Regions from separate parts of the Mus musculus genome. Here region 1 is linked to region 2. The links are chromatin loops, found by intact Hi-C in ENCODE. Cell type or tissue: heart. All regions are shown on one strand. Each heading gives the region's core, and the rest is flanking DNA. Links, peaks and the distances in the headings are about the cores only. Region 1 has its middle 16 kb from the start of Gm23298. Region 2 has its middle 9.8 kb from the start of Ccdc177.

What was found. Peaks named below come from ENCODE experiments on the same cell type or tissue, not always from the same donor. Only the 100,000 strongest peaks of a DNase experiment are listed, where the experiment ranks them.
Region 1: a loop joins it to region 2, with 5 times the contacts of the local background. A loop is called at or near these places in 41 of 42 quality-filtered maps.

Annotation. Positions count from the first base shown.
Region 1 is chr12:80,890,346-80,900,075 of GRCm38, reverse strand. No RefSeq gene overlaps it. Among named protein-coding and RNA genes, the nearest start is that of Gm23298, 16 kb to the left of the region's middle. In heart, for the core only: a CTCF peak has its summit at 5,800 (motif pointing left); a DNase peak (open chromatin) is centred at 4,705; H3K4me3 peaks cover 408 bases; H3K27me3 peaks cover 490 bases.
Region 2 is chr12:80,765,695-80,775,424 of GRCm38, reverse strand. No RefSeq gene overlaps it. Among named protein-coding and RNA genes, the nearest start is that of Ccdc177, 9.8 kb to the right of the region's middle. In heart, for the core only: no CTCF peak of the experiment used is centred there; a DNase peak (open chromatin) is centred at 5,594; H3K27me3 peaks cover 1,004 bases.

The DNA of each region.
Region 1 (9,730 bases), core at 823-8,822, 120 kb before region 2:
TAAATCACTAAACAAATCAGTATCTAAATATTGTCTTTTCTATCTTATCCCCCTTCATCACTACCCATAGCAAGAATCATGCCACTGCTGTCATAGCAGAGAGGAACACTAACATAGTTCATAGAGGAAAAGACAGCTATACATTTCCCCACGGATGCCCTCCTGTCAGGCTGCTCATATCCAGGACCACACACTCACTCCTCTACACCTTGTCTTTAGTTCCACTGGGTTCCTATTTGGGCCTCAATTATGTTGCATGACAAGACTTTTTTTTTTTTCTGGAAAGACACAACACACATGTCTACTTACCCCAAATAGGGAGTCTATGATTGACCAAAGTATAGATACTACCAAAGTCCAATTTGGGGAACCAAATGAATTATATTGGGGTTACTTATGGAAGCAGAAATGACTCAAAGACATTTGCATCACCAAAGTCCACTCCAGCATGGGTGACATTTGCAAAACCTGAGAACCTGAAACACACTGTACAAGCTACAGGTACCGAAGTGGGTTAGAGATTCCCTTCCAGGTGACTCAGCTGGTCTGAACTGTAGGGGGCATGGAGGTCTAAGTGTTCACAGATAAGCTCTCAGGGGACCTGGAATGTTAAGAACAGAGTTGTTTTTTTCAAGGGAAGGAATACAAGGCCTGTTATCTGCTCAGAATGCTGGGAACTGATGTATTTTCCACCCTGGTGACCTTTGTACTGTCTATGTGACCTGAGATGGCACCCCCAAACCTTATCATAATCTTGTTTTTCTCTGTCAATAGAACCCATCTTTATGGGAAGTGTCATAAAGAGTTTCTTCCTTTCTTCCTCTCTCTCTCTCTCTCTCTCTCTCTCTCTCTCTCTCTCTTTCTTTCTTAAATAATTTATTTATTATTATACATAAGTACACTGTAGCTGACTTCAGACACACCCAGAAGAGGGCATCAGATCTTATTGCAGGTGGTTGTGAGCCACCATGTGGTCGCTGGGATTTGAACTCAGGGCCTTCGGAAGAGCAGTCAGTGCTCTTACCTGCTGAGCCATCTCACCAGCCCAAGAGTTTCAAAGTAGTCATATCTGACCTTTATTTAGCTTACTTTGTTTCTCAAAGAGACTTATGTATATTTTGTTGTATATGTGGGATTGAGCTGATTATCACAAGAAAGTTTTCAAATTTTGCTTAAATATACCTAAAACAAACCACTCCAGAAGTTTGAACCAACATCATCTACAAAGCTATACTGCACTAAACTGCTTTCTTGCCTCCAGCATATTTCTTCTCTGCAGGGCATGAAGGTCATAGAGACACCCACCACCACCCACCATCTACCCTGACTCTAAACCTCTTTCAGACATTTTGACTGGTCTCTGCTTCTTATTTGTAGCTTAGCTCATCTGAGAGTCTTTGCAGCTGGGCTCGTCTTTATTGTTAACTCTCAGGAGAGAATGGCCCTGGTGAATCTGAGGGAGAGAGAGAAGAAGAGAGAAGGGAAGGAAGGAAGGAAGGAAGGAAGGAAGGAAGGAAGGAAGGAAGGAAGAAAGAAAGGAAGGAAGGAAGGAAGGAAGGAAGGAAGGAAGGAAGAAAGAAACGAGAGTTATACAAACAACCTCAAGAATATAGAAATATAAAAAGTGACATGATTATACAGAGTAAAAATTTTAAAATCTAAACAGTACCTTGGACCATTTTATACAAATTTGAATTTTCTAAACATACTAAGGGCCCAGCAAGATGGCTCAGCAGGTGTCTTAGTTAGGGTTTTATTGCTGTGAAGAGACACCGTGACCAGAGCAAGTCTTATAAAAGAAAACATTTAATTGTAGCTGGCTTACAGTTTCAGAGGCTTAGTTCATTAACATGGCAAGAACCATGGCGGCATGCAAGCACACATGGTGTTGGAGAAGGAGCCGAGAGCTCTACATCTTGATCCACAGGCGGCAAAAGGAGACTGTGTGCCACACTGGGTATAGCTTGAGCATAGGAGACCTCAAAGCCTGCCTCCACAGTGATACACTTCCTGCAACAAGGCCACACTCACTCCAACAAGGCCATACCTCCTAATAGTACCACTCCCTATGGGCCAAACATTCACACACAAGTCTATGGGGGCCATGCCTATTCAAACCATCACAGCAGGTCAAAGTACTTACTGTGTAAGCCCAACAACTTGAGTTTGATCCCTGGAATCTGTGCAAAGGTAGAAGGAAAATACTAACTCCACAAAGTTGTCCTCTGACCTCCACATGTGTTCTGTGGTATACACAAACACAGATCTCCAAAACACATTTTATGAACACAATAACGAATGACAATTTTAAAACTGGTACATTAAAATAGATTTTCGGGAGTCAGATCTCGTTACGGATGGTTGTGAACCACCATGTGGTTGCTGGGATTTGAACTCCGGACCTTCGGAAGAGCAGTCGGGTGCTCTTACCCACTGAGCCATCTCACCAGCCCCAAAATAGATTTTTTTAATTGACAAAATCATCTCAATAAAATAAGAAGTCTAAGTTGATAATCAGCTAAGACATGGAACTCAGAGAAGCTCAGTGGAGCACACCTTTGATCCCAGCACTAGGGAGGCAGAGGGAGGAGGTTCTCTCTGAGTTCAAGGCCAGCCTGATCTCCATATCATGTTCCAGGACACCCAGGGCTACACAGAAAGACACTGTCTCAAAACAAAAAGACACTGGATTCATAATCAAAGGTCTCTCATCAAAAGTCAACAGGCCCAGATGCACACAGCTATAATTCCAGCACTAGAGTAGCTAAGGTAGGAGGATCTCAAGTTCAAAGCCAGCCTGGGCTACAGAGCAAATAACTGCTTCAGAAAACTAGAAATGGGAGCCCCTCCCTCACTTCATTTTCTGAGGCTATTACTTGGAGGTCAAGCAAGGACAGGAACAAGAAAATCACAGGTATTTTCACTTACCAACATAGAGGGATAACTAAGACACAGCACTGTATTTTAGAATGCACATCTAGGTGTGAGTTATCACAGCCAAGCAGATTTAGCAGGACTCTAAGGGATGGTTTCACAGCAAGAAACTCTATTGGAATACAAAACGGGGCTTTACATTAACATATTAAAGAAAACACATTTTAACCATTGCAGAAAAAAAGCATTTGATAATTGAAATACCGTTCATCATTAAGAATTTTCAGAAATCTAGAGACGAAAAGAAACATCCTTCACTCTATAGATGCCCACAGTCAGGCATGCAGGTTGGGTGTCTAAGGACTTTTTGCCCCAGGAGGATTGCCACTTCAGCCAGAGGATGCTATAAGGCAATTATAAACTTGGTTGTGCTAAGGGTCTGGGTGGAGTGTATAGAGATGTGGTTTTATTCTGGACTAATGCTGTCAGCAAGTTAGCAGTTCTGGGACTGGGTATTTTTTATTTTGTAAAGATTTATCTATTTTACTTTATGTGCACGGTGTTTGCCTGTATGAATGCTTGTGCACCACATGTGCACCTGGTGCCCTCAGAGGTCAGAAGAGGGCGTCAGGATTCACTGGAACTGCACTTACAGATGGTTGTGAGTCAGAGCACCAAAGCACTGGCAGGGATTCATGTTTGCTGGACACAGAAGAAGGCATTTGGGAGCGAGTGGAGCTCCCTGGCCTTCTCCAGAGGTGCACCTGCCGGGAGCCTCCAGGTGACCTGGAAGCTCTAGATATGTTAATAACTTTAATCTAGGATGTAGACCTTGGTTTCAAAGTTCTCTGCCTGACCCCTGGTAATTATGGCACCTAGAGGATGCAATAAAGCCTTGTGTGGTAGTCTCCTACTTACTTAGTCTCCAAGGTCCATGCAGCCTGGCCTTCATCTTCCTCTTCATCCCCATCCTGGTTTACCCTTCTGCCCAACTATTCCGCACCCCTTCCTGTGTTCTCTGCCTTTTCTTTGTCCTCACAACCTTCATTACTCTCTCTTGCCCTCCCTGCTGCCTTTCATCCACAGCCAATGAAATACCCACAGTCCCTGGGACCCTGTCAGGCCCAGAAGAGACAAGGGTAGCAGAGGAAGACACAGGTCACAAGATGCACACTTGAGAACCAAGAATGTACAAAGTGGTCCGGTGTGCCTAGCCCTCACCCCGCCCTGGCCTTTAGCCGATGTTGGAGGAATATCTGTTGAAACAACTGTATCTGTGATAGATGGACTATGTTCGAATACCTCCTCAACCCTGGTCCCTGTGAATGTGGCTTTAATTTGAAGTAGGGTCTCTGCAGATGTTAGCAAGCCACAGTGAGAATGTATCAGCTCAGGGGGACCCTGGTATGGCACTTGGAGACCTTACAAGAAGAGCATCGCACTGTGAGAAGATCGGGGAGGAACTGGAGTGGAGCAGGTATGAGAACAGCAAGGCCAAGAATCACCAGAATCTAAAAAGAAGGAAGAACAGATTTTTGAGCCTTCAAGACACATCAGGAACTTTTTCAACACCTTGATTTTGGGCATCTGTCTTTCAGAACCGAGACAATACAATCCTGTAATATTAAATTGTCCCCTGTACTGATGAGTTCTAAGGCCGCTCTAGAAAACTATTTATCTAGGACTCCTAACTCTCGTTTCCATTCTCAGGCTACAGCTGCCTAAAGTTCAGGATAGATCTCGTCCTCTCAGACCTGGAGGAGGCCGTCTCCTTCGCCGACGCTAGAAGGCGCTAGAAGGCTGTGCCAGCGCCACCTCTTGGGCTGGCTAAAGGTTTGGTTTCTGGTGCAGTGCAGTGTGACTTGCTGGGATCCTAAATCCAAGCTGGTGATTGGATACTCGTTTCTGTAAGCTCTTTTCAGAGAAAAGGGTGTTTGTCCTGTCGGGGAGCCGAAAGTGGTTTCTCTCCTTTCAAAACTGCCCTGTCAACCCGGGCTCCCGCTTTACAACTGTACAGCCTCAGCTCTTAAGAGAGACCTATGTTCAGGGACCTATGGCCTCCCAGGCTGGCGAAAGGTTGCCTGCCGTGCAAGGAGGCGGCGGGCCACAAGGCCTGAGGATGCAGAGGATGCAGAAATGCTTTGCCAGGGGAGTTTAGGCAGAACTTAGTATTTTCAAATGCCACCTTGACAGCATCCTTTGGCTGAGTCACAAGCCGAAATCCAGGTGGGAATTCTTAGTCCTTCTGTCCTCTCAGTCTCAGAGAATTTACTCCAGAGTTGTGGATCTTTTTAAAAACATATTCTTTTTACATTTAGTGTGTGTGTGTGTGTGTGTGCATGTGTGTGTGTGTGTCTTGTTTTCATGTACCTCTGTGTACCACGAGCCTGCTTACGCTACAGAGGCCAGAAAAGGGCATCTGGTGTCCTTGGAACTGGAGTTACAGGTAATTGTGAGCCGCCATATGTGTGCTGGGAATTGAACCTGGGTTCTTTGGAAGAGCAGCTTGTACTCTCCCACAAAAAAAATATTTCTTTTAAAAACTATTGTGCACGTGCCCACATGTGTGGAGGTCAGACATCTCACAAAAGTCATTTCTCTTCTTCCACTATGTGGGTTCTGGGGTCAGGTCTAGAGAGTGAGTTCCAGGACAGCCAGGGCCACACAGAGAAACCCTGTCTCAGAAAACAAACATGCAAATAAATAAATAAATAAATAAATAAATAAATGAAATTATACACTTACAGAAAGCTTCCTGCCCCCCTCCAGATATTGTTACACGCTTCTTAAAAGTGAACACGTAGTCTGGAGAGATGGCTCAGCTGTTCAGAGCACTGAGTGCTCTTCCAGGGGTCCTGAGTTCAATTCCCAGCAATCACATGGAGGCTCACAACCATTTGTAATGTGATCTGGCGCCCTCTTCTGGTGTGTCTGAAAACAGCTACAGTGTGTTCATACACATTAAATTTTTTTTTTAAGTGAAGACATTCTTCTGTGTGGTCATGACGCACTCATCGACTCTAGAGCTCACCAGTAGCACACGATCATCCAGCCTGCACACCCTGCTCCGCGTTCTCCTCATCTAGTTCATGCCTGTAAAACCGTCATCCCCTCAAGGACTGAGTGGGCTGACCACCCAGTTCTCAAGCCCCGGCTGTGTGGCTCTCGTTCCCTTCTGGTGTCTTCACGCCCCACAGAGTTTGCGCAGAGCATGTGCTCTCTATTCTCTTGGTAATAACATATCTGGTAATTACCGTGCGTCAGAGATGGCCCAAGGAGGACCCAAGTGTGTGTGTGTTTCCAGGAATATCGTGACTCTCCATCCCAGGAATGTAAATATGTAGTAAGCTTGCATCAGACCTCGTAAAATGCTGGGTTCCATGGGGAGAGACAGAGGAGGTGGGTTCTGCCCCTGTTCCGCCCTCACAAGCAGATTGTCCCTGACCCTCTGAATTCCTTACACCCTCCCTGTACAAAGCCAATCACCTCTATGTCACCTGAAAACAAGCTTTTGTCATCTACTAGGAACGAATGTAGTGAGCCTTTTTCTGAGCCCTGGTCACAGCCTGAGCCCCTCACGCTCTGGCCCTCTGCACGGACCTCAGAATGAATGCTTAGTTCACTGCCAAGCTGTATCTGCTGTTTCCTCTTGCCTTGGAGATGGAATCCTTTTGGCCCTTTCATCCGTGTGTCTTTGTCTCCTCATATAGTCATCCAGGAATCTCGAGCCTGATAGATAGATACATATATCAGGAGATCCAAGTTCAGCTCCCTGCACCCACACCAGGTAGCTCACAACTGCCAATAACTCCAGCTCCAGGATGTCTGTCTGCTGTCTCTAGCCTCTTTGGGCACCTGCACTCAAGTGCACATACCCACACCCAGACCCGTAATTTAAAAAAAAAAAAAAAAAAAAACAATTTTAAAGGGTCCAGATTAGAAGACGGTTCTCCTCCCGTATGGTTCTCCTCCCGTATCACTCCATCAGCCTCCAGCACTGGTCCTCAGAGGAGCTCAGTGCTCCTCGCATTGTAAATACAGGTACATTTGCCTCTAGGAGTTCTCTGTATACAGAAAAACACGCATACTGATACATTCTTGCTCTTTTTTTCTTTTTCTTTACTCACTTTACATCCCAATTGCTGTCCCCTCTACAGGTCCCCCCTCCCAAAGTCCCTTCCCCCAGTACATTCCCCCCCCTCCCTCCCTCTCTCTCTTTTCAATTTTATTCTTTAATCTTTTTTCACAGTCCAGACTTCATCCCCTTCCCGGTCTGTGCCCCAACCGCTCCCCTTCTCATAACCCTCCCCCTCCTCCCACCCTCCCTACACCATCTCCAAGAGAATGTCCCCATGACCCACCCCCACCCACCCCCAGGCCTCCCCACTCCCTGGGGCCTCAAGTCTCTTGAGGGTTAGGTGCAGCTCTCACTGAGGCCAGAACGGGCAGTGCTCTGCTGTATCTGTGTTGGGGGCCTCATATCAGCTGTTGTATGTTACCTGTTGGTGGCTCAGTGTCTGAGAGATCTCCAGGGTCCAGGTCAGTTGAGACTGCTGGTCTTCCCAGGGGGCCCCCTCCTCCATTGCCATGTGCTCCATTAGGCACCTGGTCTTTCTCAGACCACAATATGTTCTGTAGATTGCCCCTTAAGTAATTTTAGTTTTGAGGGTTTTTTGTTGTTGTTTTTGTTTTGTTTTGTTTTGTTTTCCAGTATTCATTGTCTATTTGGATATATTAGATGTATTTAACTAGCCAGGCTGATAACTCCTGGCGTTGTGTTCACATTTTTACTTTATTAAATAGTTGTAATACATAATGTAGATAAAAATGAGCAAGGACATCTGCAGAAAAAGATCTCCGAAGTGGAAGATTGAGTATGTCCCTCCAAAAGTCATATGTTGGAACGTAACCCTAAGGTGGAGATAAAAAGTGGGGCCTGTGGGGAGTGAACAGGTCATGGGCTAGTGCTAATGTCCTTGTAAAAAAGGGTGGGGGTGAACTAGCTAGGAACCTGTGGGCCCTTCCATCTCTCCTGCTATTGAGGATTTGTTTATCTCTTTTATAATGTCTATGAGAAAGAACCAAGTGGTATAGAGACCAGGATTCCAGCAGACATTGAAAAGGCAGGACCTTGATCCTTCCATTCTCCAGACATTGAGAAGTAACGGTCTATGGTTTGTAAACCACCCAGTGTAACAAACTACGTTAGAGCAACACAGATGGATTACGCCCAGCATCGAACTTCCAAGTTAAATGGTATGTGGTAGTTGTTTCCTTCTGCTTAAAACATTTTATTTATTTAGTAAATTAATATGATGTGTACCACATGTGTGTCTGGTGCTTCGGGGGGGCGGGGGGAGTCAGGAAAAGGCATTAGAATGCCCTGGAACTGGAGTTACAGATGGTGGTGAGCCAGCATGTGGGTCCTGGGAACCAAACCTGGGTCCTCTGAAAGAGCAGCAAGTGTTCTTTAACCACTGAGCCATGTCTCTAGCCTCACAGTGATCATTTTCTTTCTTTTTGTTTTGTTTTGTTTTGTTTTGTTTTGTTTTTCGAGACAGGGTTTCTCTGTCCTGGAACTCACTCTGTAGACCAGGCTGGCCTCGAACTCAGAAATCCGCCTGTCTCTGCCTCCCAAGTGCTGGGATTAAAGGCGTGCATGCACCCACCACTGGTATCCCCACTGCCCAGCTTAATCATTTTCAATTGAAGTAAATACTTTTATTTAGAAACAGCCACACAAGTACAGAAAGCTTCCTGAACCATATGCCCAACCCCCTCCAATAATGTAATGTGTTTTCCTACCTATAGGCTAGAATGCAAAAACAAACTAAAGCACACACACACACACACACACACACACACACACACACACACACACCAGTGGCACAGCATTATCATCTAACCTTTGTCCCCATTCAACTTTTAACCAGATAACAGTTGGCTTTTATGTAAATAGATACTCAGTTGAGTCAAGGCTACACTCTGCTGTGTCTCTCTGAGCTTCCTCAGTGTGGACCGGCTCCTCAGTCTCATCTTTATGACCTTGACATTTTGGAGACGATGGGCCAGTTAGTTTGTAAAATATCACTTAATTTGAGGTTCTGCCTCATTTTTTAAAAAGGATTTATTTATTTTATGTATATGTTTTGTCCCGTTGATCAAAGTGAAGTCTGGGACTGGTGGGATGGCTCAGCGGTTAAGAGCATTGGCTGCTCTTCCAGAGGCCCTGAGTACAATTCCCAGCGACCACATGGTGGCTCACAGCCATCTATAGGGGGATCTGATGCTCTCTTCAGGCAGGCAGATGTATATGCAGTGGAGCACTCATACATTAAATAAATAAAAAAATTTAAAAACAAAAACAAAAAACAAACAAACAAAAAAGTGAACATTTTCTATGTGGTGTTGTCATATCATTCCCAGGGGGCACAGAAAAAGTGTCCATTTGCGGCAGTTGCAGCACTGATAACGGAACAAAGGAAAGATGGTGTCCAGGTTGGGGAAACTGACGAATTTCCCAGTGTTACTTAATGAGCATGCGTGATTCAGAAGTGGCTGCATCACCAAGAAGTCCTCCCACCCCAGCATGGGTTGCTGGAGTTGCTCTTCCGTCAAGGAGTCCCCTCCCTTCAACAACTGTTTACTGATCCATAACTGATGGGAAGGGCCAGTGAGCTTCCTGGTCTTGTTAGTTTCCTGTGAGTTTCATGTGTAGTAGGAATGTGTCAATCCAGAGGGAATGGTTATATAATGTATGGTCACCATGTGTGTGTGTGTGTGTGTGTGTGTGTGTGTGTGTGTGTGTGTGTGTGTGTGTATGTGTGTGTGTATGTGTCTGTCTGTGTGTGTGTGT
Region 2 (9,730 bases), core at 827-8,826:
CTTTCCTCTCTCCCTCTGTATAATGTCTTCAGTCTTTGTTCTGTGGTCCCTGGAGCCATCCAAGGCCAACAGTCCATGGTGGCCGCCCACCCAGCAACATCTGCTCCAGCAGATGAAGCTGGCATTTAAAAAGCTCCCCTCCAAACTGTCCAGCCTGGCATTCCTCCCAGCCCCAATAGCAAAGGGCCACAATGGCTTAACCGGCAATGGCTTTGTACGGTCTATGGAGCAGCTTTGATCTCTGCGGTGCTGGGGAGGGATAAGAATGAAGAAAGAGGTGCAGAATTAAAAGGCAGGCCTGCACGTACATGCTCTGGATCCAGCCTTTCTACCCCGCACCTGATGGTTCTATGCAGCCCAAGGAGCCAACAGGCGTGATTTACACATCTAACACTCAACTTTGATACTGACCCTCAGGCAGAATTCCTCGTGAGTTCCAAGCAGTATACTGTGGAATTTGGAGTTCAAGAGGGTGTCTCTAGAATGTACTTGATGTCTTTGGGAATGAGGGAGTGTCTAGGAATTTATCTTTCCACGTAGTTTATGGTGCATTTAACTATTTGGGGATCAGATTAACAAAGACAGAATTTCCGCCTGGGTTTCTTTGTGGGTTATTGTACAGTATGACTCTATAATATACCTATGAGCCCAAGGCTTTTGTGGCCAGCCACAGCATGGATAGTATACTCAACACCAAGTGATTTGTCTAGGGATATGGCTCTGTGGTAGAACACTTGCCTAGTATATGCAAGACTCTGAGTTTAATCCTAAGTGCCCAAACAAAACCAAAAAAAATTAAATAGATAATTTGAGGGCCAGCAAGATGGGCAAAGATACTGGCCACCAAGACTGGTGACCTTAGTTTGGACCCCCAAACCCACACGTCAGAAGATGGGGACTGATTTTACAAGATGTTCTCTGCATATAGGAGGTCATGTGCATGCATAGCTATAGTCTGGTGTGTGTGTGTGTGTGTGTGTGTGTGTGTGTGTGCGCGTGTGTGTGTGTATACACGTTTCCCCATCCCACTCACAAAGGACAGCCAGCCATCACAGATCTTGTCTGTGATCGATAACCATTCTCTGATCTAATGAAGATAAGGAAATGAAAACAGCCTAGCTCAGTCCCAGGTGACTTCTTCCTGCTTTTTTGAGGTTCACAGACTATTTATTGGCCTTGGCCACACCCAGAATTGATCTCAGGTTTATCCTTCATGCTTGGCTAATAATGGCCAAGGAATGGAACACCTCTGTGCCCTCATTCTATAGGACGGTTACACCTGAGCAGGAAAGTCAGAGCTCCGACTGAGGAGTGTCACAACATGCAGAGGAAAGACACCACCCCACATAAGGGCTAGGCATGTAGCTTGGTGGTAAAGCATTCATCTGGCATGTACATGGCCCCGAGTTCAATTCCTACCAAGAAACAAATGAAGCACTGGAGAGATGGCTAAGCAGTTAAGAGCACTTGCTGCTCTTGCAGAGGACCTAGGTTCAATTTCCAGGACCCAGAAGATTCAATGTCCTCTCATGACTTCCATGAGCACCAGGCATGCATGCAGGACATACACAAAGGCAAAACAGCTGTGTACACAATTAAAACAAATGGAGTTGGCTTAGTCAAGTGTGTGGCACAAATCAGTGATCCATGCTGCCTTGTACATGCTTGACCCAGGGCGTGTGTGGCACCAGTAGAAGGTATGGCCTTGTAGTGGGTGTGGCTTTGTTGGAACAGGTGTGTCACCATGGGCATGGGCTTTAAGACTCTCATCCCAGCTGCCTGGAAGGAAATCTTCTCCTGTTTGCCTTTGAAACAAGGTGTACAACTCTCAGCTCTTCCTACACCATGTTTGCCTGGATGCTGCCATGCTCCTGCCTTGATGATAATGGACTGAACCTCTGAACATGTAAGCCAGCCCCAATTAAATGTTCTTCTGAAAGTTGCCTCGGTTATGATGTCTCTTCACCGCAGTAAAACCCTAACTAAGACACCTGTATTAGGAGGCAGAGCCTGAAAGATTACAAGTCTAAGGAAGCCTGGGCAACACAAAACACTGTCCAAAAAGTATCTGAGATTCTCCGTATTCTCACTCTGTTCTTTAGAGACAGCTTGTCTGTGCATACCTGGATGGACACACTTCTCTGATGTCATCTTTAAGGAGAGTCTTGCCTGCATCCATTTGAGAAGCTGGCCAGAGGGCGTGGGCTAGGAGATTTGGAAGGACGTGCGGCTTGGGTAGAACTTCATGGCTGTTTCTGGCATAAGCACTAGCTCCCCACAAACTGATGGGAAAATAGGAAACAGAGAGATGCTAGGTGTGGTGCTTTGAATGAGAATGCTTCTTGCCCCACCCTAGACATCATAGTACTTCGAATACTTGGATATCAGGGAGCGGCACTATTTGAAAAGTTAAGGTGCAGCCATGTTGGAGTAGGTGTGTTTAGTAGGTTGGCCTAATGCTACTTGCATTTTAATGCTAATATTGGGCCTCCCCAAGACTGGTTGCCTCAGAGACAAGAGATTCTGCATGTAAGACTCGAGGGACCCTGCCCCCAAGTTATTTGTGATTGGTAAATAAAGATGCCAACAGCCAATAGCTAGACATGGATGAGGATTAGGTTATGAGGGCTGGGGGTCAGAGGAGAACCACAAGGAGAAGAATAGTGCAGGAGGAGGAAGGAAGAAGCCACCACGGATTAGGAGTCCAGAGAACATGGCCTGGAGGGCTGCCCAAGTAGTTAAGAGCAGTCCAGATGAAACATAGAAAGTAATAACTTGAGTTGTCAAAAGGAACACAGAGAGCAGTGTTAAGGCTTATTGTAAATATCAAGGTTGTGTGTGTGCCTTTTATCCAGAAACTTAAATAGCTAAGGCGGGGTAGAAACCTAGGGCCAGGATTAAATACTTTCTACGATGGGTGTGGCCTTGTTAGAAGAAGTGTGTCACTAGGGTTGGCTTCAAGGTTTCAAAAAGCCCATTCCAAGCCTGTGGATCCAGATGTAGAACTCTCAACTACTCCAGCATCATATCTACCTGCATGCTGCCATGCTGTCGTCTGCCATGATGATAATGGACTAAACTTCTGAAACTGTAAGCCAGCCCCTATTACATCCTTTTCTGAATTGGCCTGGTCACGGTGCCTCTTCACAGCACTAGGACACCAACCAAAACAGAAGTGTTCTCTTCTTCTCACACTAACTAGCTAACTCCATAGCTATCTCAGGTTCATAAAGCCTCCAGTGCCCACATTGGGCTAGGTCCTCCTGTCCTTCCCTCGCATAACCCACACTCTTCCTGTACAGTTAGGTCTGCCTCTCCCTTCACCCTCAGCCACAAATCACCCCCAGCTCTGTGACTAAGCCTGTCTGTTCATCACCGAGTCCGAAGACTGACCTTAAGCCTGTACTCAGGCACAAAATACATTTTCCTCCCCAAAGACAAAATCATTTTCCCCTAAATCAAATAAAACCTATGTGAAGAAAATTAGCATTTACTGCATACCTGCCATACACCAAATGACTGGCTATTTAATATGATTTTCAGAGCCACTCTGTAAAACGGATGTAACTCCTGTTTTTAAGACAACGTAACTTCAAGATGGCAAGATATTAAGTAGCTTGCCACATTCATGAGAGAGAAGAAGGACGGAAGGAAGGGTAGAAAAAGAGGAGGCAGGGGTAAGGTGGTATGGACCAATAATCGTAGTACTTGGTGGGTAAGACAGAAGAATCATAAATTCCAGGCCATACTGGACTACATGACAAGACTCTCAAAACACATAGACACATTACACACATAAAACACACACACGTGGTGGTGCACGCCTTTAATCCCAGCACTTGGGAGGCAGAGGCCAGCCTGGTCTACAAAGTGAGTTTCAGGACAGCCCAGGCTACAGAGAAACCCTGTCACAAAAAAACCAAAACAAAAAACAAAAAAACAAAAAACAAAAAAAACCAACAACAACAAAAACAAAAAAAACCCACACACAACACATATTACACATGTAGAACATACACAAGATACATACAACATACACTACATACACAACACACAAAAAGCACACAATACACACATTATACACAACATCACACACATAAAACACATACAACATACATACACACATAACAGAGCAAACACAACATAGAGCATAGCACAACACACACAAAACACACTTAATACACTCACACTATAGACACAACACACACATGCACACACACAGCCGTATGTGCAGTCCTAAGGCATGCTGTGTCTAACTCTTCAGCTTTGGTGGAGGAGGGTGTCTTGACAACCTCTCCCCAGTCCTCAGTGCTGGTGGGAATGTCAGTGACCACTTCCCTATTCACCTGTCTGAGAAAAGGAGGGAGGCAAGAAATGGGACCAAGTTATTAGCAATTATTTGCTTTATAAACCTTTACTGAATATGTCAAACATAAGACCTGGGAAAAGGGGGCTGGCAAGATGGCTCAGCCAGGAAAAGCACCGACTGCTCTTCCGAAGGTCCTGAGTTCAAATCCCAACAACCACATGGTGGCTCACAACCATCTATAATGAGATCTGACGCCCTCTTCTGGTGTGTCTGAGGACAGCTACCGTTACATAGAGTAATAAATAAATCTTTGGGCCGGAGAGAGTGGGGCCAGAGTGAGCAGAGGTTCTGAGTTCAAATCCCAGCAACCACATGATGGCTCACAACCATTTGTATAACTACAGTGTACTTACATACATTAAATAAATAAATAAATAAATAAATAAATAAATAAATAAATAGACCTGGGAACAAAAGGACATAAAACACAGGGCCTCCCCTCTCAAAGGCCATTTTCCAGTTCTTGAATTAGATTTAAAAAAAAAAATAGCTACAGCAAAACCAACATTATGGAAGTGTAGATGGATTCTCATTCGTGTATGTGTGTGTGTGTGTGTGTGTGTATTTTTCTCTAATAAAACATTAAGCCTATAAGCTCAGTAATTTGGGTGACAACAGCTGGAAGATTATAAGACCAAGACAGCTGGGGTTACATGGAAAGTTCCAGTCCAATTTGTGTTATTCAGAAAGACTCTCTCTCAAAAAAGAAAGGAAGAAAGAAAGAAAGAAAGAAAGAAAGAAAGGAGAGAGAGAGAGAAAGAGAGAAAGAGAGAAAGAGAGAAAGAGAGAAAGAGAGAAAGAGAGAAAGAAAGAAAGAAAGAAAGAAAGAAAGAAAGAAAGAAAGAGGGAGGGAGGGAAAGAAAAAAAGAAAAGAAGAGAAGAAAAAGGAAAGAAAAGAAGAGAAGAGAAGAGAAAAGAAGAGAAAAGAAAAGAAAAGAAAAGAAAAGAAAAGAAAAGAAAAGAAAAGAAAAGGTTAAATTTTATATATTGCGGCTCACCCAAACACTGCGTGCCCAGCCCAAACTGACCCAGTCAATGAGTGCCTCACCAGGAGATGTAACTGAGGTGAGTTGTGAGTACAGTCAATTCCGCAGTTGGAAGGAACAGGTATTGTCATCAAGCCCTCTTAAGAAACTGACTTTTGGGTACAACCCGCACCCCTGGATTGAAGGATAGGGTCTGGTGTTACGCCTGGAATGTCGCTTTGGAGGATTCAGAACCTCACTATGACTGAACTCACAGAGGACTGGCGCCACCTGGCGGTAGGAGTGCAGGGCGCACACTGCGGTCCTAGTCTTCCATTAGTCCTGGGTCGTTACCCCAGCTGCCATTCCACTCTGTCCAGACAAATCCTCTCATTTCCAGCAGCAACTAGAAAAATAAAAAGCAACGTTTCCAAACGGAGCAGAGAAACTGAGAGTCTAGTTAGAGGCATGATTTATAAGTACAAAGAAACTCACCATAAGAAAGTTGGAAAGTTTGGATTTGATCATCATTTAGTTAATTTAGTTAATAGTAATAATTGTCTTTCATTATTTTGTCAACACACGGTATTTTGTATTATGTGCAGAACATATTTCATCTCACTTAATTCTCAGTAACAACCATGTGAGATACATTATAGCCTTCTTCACCTTTTTAAAAGGTGGGCAATCAAGTGCTGGGGAGATGGCTCAGTGGCCATCCAAAGGACCAGGGGTTCAAAGCCCAGCATCAACATAGCATCTCTCAGTTGTGTGTAACTCCAGTCCCATACACTAGCTTCTGACCTACTCAAGCACCAGGCATGCATGCGGTGCACAGACATAACCTCAGGCAAAACCATCCATACACATATCAAAACAAAACTATTAAAGGGTAAGCAAAGTTTATTGACAAAATAAAAAGACAGGTTCCCTATTACAGCCATTCTGTGTTGATCAAATGGCTATTCAGAGAGGCTAAGGAATTTCCTTGAGGTTAAAGAGTCAAGACATAGACAAACTGGGATTTCAACTTGGTTGTAGACTCTGATACATTTATCCTTAAGTGACCTGATAGGTATGGCCACTCAGCACACTGAAAGTGGAACTCACCGACCTTGCCTTTCATCCTTCATTTCCAATCTGAATAAATGGCCCTACCTCCTCTCCACCCCAACTCAGTCTCCGATGTATAGTCCAGAAACCTGGGGAGTTTTAAGCGCCCCCAGAGTCACTTACCAACCGTGTGTGTTGTCTCTCATATATGCTTTTTTGTTTTCATTACTGAAGACTGGATCCAGGACCTCATACACAGTAGGCAAGTTCTCTACCACTGAGCTATATCCCCAACCTCTCACATCTACTTTAGATGTTCCCCTCTGTCCTCACTGCCACAGCCTCGACTCAGGCCTGCCCAGAGCTTACCTGATTAGATGCTCACTGAGCAGTATGGTTGATTTATAGTACATTCTCCCACTTCAGTCTCCATGGTAATGGGCTCTGCCACTGCTGTCCCAGTGGTTGGCACCCAGGAGACACTCAAATCTGAGCGGCTCAAGGTAGCCAGAAGTCATTTTTTTCCACTTTACTAACGTTCTATTGAGTTCATATTTAGTATTATGTAACATTCATATTTACTAAATCCCTAGACCCCTATGCCTTTGTGTATGACTGAAGTCAGAGCGTTTCGAAAGTCTGGGTGTTACAATGGAATCGTGAGTGTGGCTCTACTTCCACATGACTGGTCTTCGGCTAAGTAAGGATGGGGGGTAAATCAGTAAAGTGCTTGCCGTGGTAAGCATTAAGGACCTGAGTTTGGTCCTCAGAACCCATAGTTTACAAGCTGGGTGTGGTGATAAATTCAGAGCTAAGGAAGTGGAAACAAGGAAACCTGGGGCTTGCAGGCCAGCGAGATCACCTGCAGCCAACAACAACACTGGATTCATAGTAATGTTCCCTCCAGGTGTCCTTGCTGACAGCTCTATGATGTAGGTGTTTTGTTTTTTTTTTTAACTGCATGTGGTGTGTTTGATACGTGTGAACATGTATGTAGGTGCAGGTGCAAGCACAGCACACATGTGGAATTCAGAAGACAACCTCAGGCATCAGCCTTGGCCCTGTGGGTTTTTTAAATTATTTATTCATTTAATGTATTTAAATATGCATACCAGAAGAGGGTATCCGATCTCATTACAGATGGTTGAGAGCCACCATGTGGTTGCTGGGAATTGAACTCAGGACCTCTGGAAGAACAGCAGTGCTCTTAACCACTGAGCCATCTCTCCAGCCCCGGCCCTGTGTTTTGAGGGCATGTTTGGGATGTAGTTTCCTGCTGTTTGAACCATGCTAGCCGATTTAGACGCTTCCAGTGACTGCCTCCCACCTCACTATAGGAGTGCTGGGATCACAGACACATGCCTCTGTGTCCGGCTTTATTGCTGCTTCTGAAGATGTGAACTCAGATCTTCATGCTTGCTTGCAAGTCTTTTACCTGCTCAGCCATGTTCCAGCCCAGGCATGCTGGTTTCTGATCCCCCATAGGATAGAAACAGTACCTGCTTCATACCTTTAATGCTTGAAGCAGATTAATAGCTCAAAATATTCTGATGCAGCTAGTTGTACAACACATATAACAGGCAGAGTAGCACTACTCAGACTCCATTTCTTCTCAACGATACATAGCAGAAAGTTACTAAACAGTCTTGACCCAAAACAGAGGAGGCCCTGTCTACCTTGCAGGGCAGCTTGGAAGTCCTTGCCATTGCCGTAGCACGCTGGCACAGTGCTGGCCTTTGAGTGATTCTTTTTCTATTGGTAAGCCTTCCCAATTTCTGCATTGATTAGCAATGTTCCCTCAGGTCTCCTTGCTGACAGCTCCATACGGTAGGCATTTTAAAATGCATGTGGTGTGTTTGAGATGTGTGTACATGTATGTAGGTGCAGGAGCAGGCATGGCATGGCACACATGTGGAATTCAGAAGACAACCTCAGGAGTTGGCCTTTGCCCTTCATATTGCTTGAGTCGGAGTTTCTTGCTGTTTGCTGCTGTTTGAAAGATGCTAGCTAAAGAATAGAAGTTGATGCTATTTTGATTAGCATAGCCCTTACTAAAGTATAAAATACGTTCTTTTGCCAAATATTTCCTTTACCTGCTGGTTTATATCTGAAATTTCTTAACGATTTAATCTCAAAAAATTAGGAATGATGATACTTTAATCATACTTGTCTAGATCCACTTGGGAGGCAGAAAGCCACAGTAATTTAAACAGGGGAAGCTTAATTTAAAGAAAAGGATTGAAGCTAAGAAAAGAAATGAGTGCACACGTACATAGAGGTCTAAAACTTGCCTCAGCTTTAGGTGCTCAGGGAAGGACACCGGAGGGAAGAACCTGCCTCGAGATCGCAGTTCAGGCCTTCTCGGAGGAGGTGAGGTTGCAATCTAGGGCAGGCAGGGTCTACCTAAGGCGGGCAAAGGAAGGTGGCCCTCAAACCCAGGCATCATTAAAGGACTGTTCTGGGGCGTCAGCTGAAGGGCAGTGCCACAGGAAGTCCCAGGCTTCTGTATCGCAAACCGGGTAGCTAGAATAGGAAAGAGCCAGGAAGAACCAGGGGAGGTCCCTCTGCCCACCTCCCCGCCCCCGTCCCTAACCCCAGCACCTCCCTCTCCTGGTGAACCTCCACGCGAGGCTCATTGTCTAGTGGGAAGTACTTAGTCTGTTTCGCCAGGACAGGTACTGCAAGGTGGATTTGGAGAGGTCAGCTGATGAGTGACACAAGCTGTTCTCAGCCATTAGAACAGGGGCTGGGAAGCAGTTCCACGGGAGCCTGATACTAAGCAGTTAAAGCTTTGAGTCACGTTGTCTCTGTCAAAACTATTGATGTTGGCCACTGTTGTACAAAAGCAGAGCAGACAATATGTGAGCAACTGAGCGTGGCGGTGCTCCAGTGAAACCTGATTTCCCAAAACTGGAGTAGGCAAGGGATCAGCCAGTTCCTGATGTGGGACCTCCAAGTGCAGAAAAATACAAGACTAAAACCTATTCTCGGGCTGGAGCGATGGCTCAGTGGTTAAGAGCACTGACTGATCTTCCAGAGGTCCTGAGTTCAAATCCCAGCAACCACACGGTGGCTCACAACCATTCGTAATGGGATCTGATGCCCTCTTCTGGTGGGTGGGTCTGAAGGGAGCGACCTGGTACTTATGTGTATTAAGTAAATAAATCTTAACAACAACAACAACAACAACCTCTTCTCTGCAAAGAGGGGTGGATTTCAAGGGTGTACAGAGCAGAGCAGAAGAGGGAGGCTCCAAAAAGAAGAACTTAGGGGTTTTGTTGGTTGCTTGCTTTTAAGATAGGATCTTACAGCTTCGGATCCTTAAGCCTCCTGCCTCAACCTC